Regions from separate parts of the Mus musculus genome. Here region 2 is linked to region 1. Evidence: chromatin loops called from intact Hi-C (ENCODE). Cell type or tissue: left cerebral cortex. All regions are shown on one strand.

What was found. Hi-C counts contacts between places; a loop is a spot of excess contacts. Peaks named below come from ENCODE experiments on the same cell type or tissue, not always from the same donor. Only the 100,000 strongest peaks of a DNase experiment are listed, where the experiment ranks them.
Region 2: it touches region 1 in a loop (2.5-fold over the local background); 6 of 42 quality-filtered maps call a loop at or near these places.

What each region holds. Positions count from the first base shown.
Region 1 is chr17:75,535,424-75,537,923 of GRCm38, forward strand. Fam98a (family with sequence similarity 98, member A) reads right to left here. Exons shown (of 8, transcript NM_133747.2): 8 at 1,663-2,500. Among named protein-coding and RNA genes, the nearest start is that of Fam98a, 15 kb to the right of the region's middle. In left cerebral cortex, a CTCF peak has its summit at 1,447; DNase peaks (open chromatin) are centred at 1,435 and 1,900.
Region 2 is chr17:75,459,332-75,461,831 of GRCm38, forward strand. All of the region lies in intron 1 of Rasgrp3 (RAS, guanyl releasing protein 3), which reads left to right. Among named protein-coding and RNA genes, the nearest start is that of Rasgrp3, 25 kb to the left of the region's middle. In left cerebral cortex, a CTCF peak has its summit at 1,464; no DNase peak of the experiment used is centred here; H3K27ac peaks cover 315 bases.

The sequences.
Region 1 (2,500 bases):
ATAAAGATGGGAAACGCTTGGGGGAAAAGGTGATTTGGCCAGTGGCAATCAGTTCCGAGCATGTAGAAGTGGTTCGAGTCCTGATAGGCAGACTCAGTCTGTGTCTGGTGCAGCCGGACATCAGCCAGACTGGTTCTACACATTAAAGGTACAGGACCCACCCATGGCAGGGCTCAAGAGTTCTCAGCACAGACTCCCGGTTCCAGCTCCTGATCTTGGGTGGAACAATGTATAGGCCTACCCGGCTTGTTCCACAGATGGCTTAGTGGTTCATGTGAAAAATCTTGATTCTCAAAGAAATCCCCATATGCCTTACCCCAGGTAAATCACTACTGACCACAAGGTTAAGAGAGTCTACAAGATCAGCTGCGGTATGGTTGGTGGCATTTGCCTGTAGAGCCACGTGTTTGGGAGGCTGGGGTGAGCCCAAGAGTTTGAGGCCAGTTTTGACATATTGTGATTCCAAACACAAAGAAAACAAGTGAAAACAGAATATGCCATCATTTAAGGGAACATTCTCTGCAAAACCCAACAATGCTAATGTGGTAATGTTGGTGGCTAGGATATCTTATCTAGAGAATTTATGGTCAAGGGGAGAAACTAAATTCTTCTATGGCTTCTCAATGTGGAGAACAATGTCTAGTTTAAATCATAAACAAGGATGAAAAACTTAAGGTCACTGTGGAGAAATCTACCATTTGTTCTCAAAAGATCATGCCTGAGAAAACAACCTTGTAATAATAAATCAAAATTCTACCTGTCAAGAGTAAGTCTAGTGGGAGGAAGACTCTGGAGTCCTGGATTACGGAAACAAAGCAAGTATCTACCTGAGGTAAGAGGAACCACCTACAGTAAACCTATGTATTCACTGCTGTTTAAGAGAAAGCCTACACTCTAATTCATTTTAATAAAGCATTTTGAACATCTTGCAATCACAAAAGGTAGCTGAAATTTGCTAAAATGAATAAAAGGATCATATTGGTCTTTCAAGGATAGTTTTAGTTATCATAAAACCCCTATTTCAATAGTAAAGTATTTTAAAGATAAGACCCCTTGGGGGCCTGTGAGATGGCTCAGAGTAAGGTATCTATCTGCTCAGGCCTGATTACTGACGGATGCAAATTTGACCTCCCAGCTCCCTCTGTTGGAGGGAGTAACCAACACCCGAAAGTTGCCCTGTGACCTTAAGATACATACATGCTCCACTCACTCACACACACACACACACACACACACACACACACACACACACATCACACCATAATAAACCTTAAAGATGGTCCACTTAGCAGAAGATACCATTTCTCTAATAAGTACTTTGTAGTTTCCAGGTCACTTTCTTCTAAGAAAACCACGTCTGCTTTTAGGGAGAACGGGAAACAAACCCTCTGAGGTTAGGGAGGGGCATTACTGCATCTTGCCTAACATGTGTAGCAACAGCTACACCCAGTGGACAGAGTCAGAGGAAGGCTTTCTAGCCGTACTGTTATAAATAAGGTAAATGTGGAAATAGCTTTTCCCCCTCCCAGTTTGTTTCAGTTTCCAGAAAAAGGGCTACCTTCTACTTAAGGAAATACCATTCAGGAACAAAAGCCTTACTCCATAAACCTGACACAAACGCACAATCTGGTATGAAAATAGCTAAAAGAAAACTCCCAGAGCAAGGAGAGAATGTGCAGGTACTTTATTGCTCACCTCTCACACCAAACACACCTCCAGCCACTTTCTTTCACAGCTTGACAGTGTTTACATGTACAAAAACCCGGCAGAAGCATTGAGTGATTTCAGGATAGACGTGGAGAGTGACTCAGCCAGGCTTCTGTCTTCTGCAGCAATAATGAAGGGCCTCCTGCACGGAGCAGGACTCCATCTCACTTCGTAGTGCACGTCCATCACAAGAAAGGTCCCTTGCCTAAAGCAAGCTAACTTGTATATGCTGAGCCAGTAGCATTAACTAGTGCATGGAACAGATGTCTGCTCGCCATTTCTTCTAGCGAATTTCAAGTAAAAACAAGGGTGAAGGAGGAACGTTTGTCTCGGATGGATGCAGGTCTGGTTTGAGTTGCTATACTTAACTAAGTGCCTACAGATACTACGGTTCTTGACTTAGTTTGCTTTTGTTGTTTTTATGGGTTTTGGCCGTGTTCATGGGTTTTGGAGGAGCATATGGTACAGTATTCCACCAACAGGATAAGGCTACTGAATGTGCTATCTGCAAAAGAGCTCATGTAATAGGAACCAACCCAACAGGTCTACCAAAAAGAAAGGTGACAAACATCTCTCTGAATAAAATGCCAATCAGGGCAGAGCTATGCTCGGAGAATAGACATCAGAAGGTAGCTTACGAAAAACATACATGGGTTGTTAATATGAGGAAGGTTTCCCAGCATTAAATATAAAAAAGTCCAGGCAAATCCTCATTTTCAAAACTTGCATATTGAAAATGTGAAAACTATTTTATTCAAGTAATTTCTTCAAAAAAGCATGTATGTTCCAACTG
Region 2 (2,500 bases), 76 kb before region 1:
TACATATTACAATTATATAATATGTTAATGTATTAAAGTTTTCATAGTATACACATATTAACATATTATAATTGCTATCATAATTACTTCTACTTTGGTGTTCTATGTGTTTCTCTCTGTTCCCACAGAGCTATTCATCTTGAGAGCAGAGATTTTTGTCTCGTTTTGATGACCTTTAGTAGATTTGTGTGCAGAAGCTGTATTTCTGATCATTTTTTGACATAGCTTGTTCTGTGCAAGGGCAGTGAGGGGAACTAAAACCCTCAACTCTGAACACATAGAAAACAATTCTTTCTTTTTTAGAACAGGAACGTAGCTAGCACAACTCTTAAGAGGAGTTCTCTCTGATTGGGTACTTTCTTTGATTTCACACAGTTGAAAGGAAAGGAAGGAGGGGTAGAGAAAGAGGAGCAGGGGCAGTACCACTGCCCTGTGGGACAGTAGACCATGCAGGAAACTTAGTAAGGATGAGTGGGTCCGAGACCCCGGCACCCAGGCACCCACCTGATACAGTAGGCGTCTCCCTACTGCCTATTAGATTCCTGACCTGGAACACGTGCCACACCTTTCATATAGGAAACGTGACCTAAACAGAATTCTCTTCCTGCTAATGAGATATCTAGAGACCCTGAGGGTTTAGTCAATAAGCTTCCCTTCCCAGACATTCCATCCTTCAAAAGATATTTAATCTCTGGTCCACCCTGAGAAGGTGGTATGCACCCATTTCTCATGATGAACAATCAATAGACAGTTTGGAACCAAGGACTGTCTCTTCCATTGAAACCACCATGGGAAGCATGAGGAAGACCTTTCTTTTCCTACAGAGCAGCAACCTAAGTCTCCCACAGAAGGCCCCCAGACAACTGCCACCAAGCTAAGGACAATCACAAATGGACTAAGCTGGAGTTCCCCATTAACCCATCCTAGCCTTGTTGCGGCCTGTGTACCCCCAGGAATTCATTCCTGATTCCTTTGTATGGCACCCCAGTGGCAACTGGATACCCGGGTGGTCAGGGAACCCCAGCTTCAGCCTCCCACATCCTGAGCTGCATTTTCCTACCCCCCCTGAGCAGTGTCTCTATACTTCCCTAAAGCCCAGTACCCAAAGGCAGTGGTGCAGGGTAAACACAGTCAACATCTTTGTGTTTTGTCCACCCAGCAGTGTTTCTCACACCCCAGTAGTGGGGCAAAACTTGGATCCACAACTGGTGCCCAACATGGGGCACAAACCCATGACCCTGAGATTAAGCATCTCATGTGCTACCAACTGAGCTAGCTGGGTATCATTGCATACCCTGCAAACCCTCAAGATCTTTAGATAAAGAATGAAGCTAAAAGAAAAACTGAGACGGTTTCCAAAAATGGGTGGGGGGGGGATGGAGAGGAGCAATGCTGAACCTAAAGTCCCTGCAAGGATAGGGAAATAGGGGTGGGTTTAAGGCACATGCATGTTAGTGTCAGTGCCTCAAGCCAACAGTAGGTGGTGTGTTACCAAGGCAGAACAGCCTGTGTGGAGTCTGGCACAAGTCGGGGAGTAGCCCGAAAGACAGTGCTTTCTGTTCGAAGATCTGCGATGGGACATTTGAGAATCTCTCTATAAGGGGGTCCCTTGTGTAGGCGCAAAGCCCAAGAAGGAGTCTTAGAAGTGGAATCTGGGGTGCTCAGGCCAGACCACTGTTTTCTCCTTTTCCGTGCCCATGCAACCTGCTGCTTCCATCACTTCTAGCAAGTTCCTGCCAAGTATTCTGCTTCGGGATTGCAAGTGAGAGACTTGAGAAGTATCCAGCTTTGTTAATGAACTCTGAGGGTTTCCTCATCTTTATCTTTTTTAAATCCCTTTTTCTTGCCAATGGCTTTCTCCTCATTGGGTAAATACCGAGTGCACATAAGTATCTTCTAGACGACTTCCCCTCCCTGTACTTTTGTTTCATTCATTCATTTGGTCATTCATTTATTTTTGAGACAAATGCCATGTATCCTAGACTGGCCTTGAACTCCTCATGTAGCCAAAGATAGCCTTGAACTTCTGTGTCTCCTACTGCAACCTCCCAAGTGCTAAGATTACAGGCATGATCAAGTTCAGGCAAGCAGTCTACCAACTGAGCCACATCCTCAGCCCCAGTTTACCCTGTTACCTTTAAAAAGATTGTGTACAAACAATAAGAGAAATGGGCTGAGGGCCCTATGTGAATTTAACTCTCAGAGACAATCAGAAAACAGTCTTAAAATTTTTGGTATTTGTTTTGAGTTTTCTCCTATGTTCACATATATATTCCTGGGAAATGAGATTATTCTGAAGAAACTTTTACTCAATACCAAGTATTTCCCAGGTCAATAATAAATGTGAACATTATTTATTTTTTTATTATTTATTTTTATTATTATGTATTATTTATTTATTATTGCATAGCAATAGTGCTGTGAAGGGATTGTCACTGATACAGCCCTGTTGGGCACTCAGAGGTTAAAGGGTACCCTAAGAAATAACCACATAGTTATG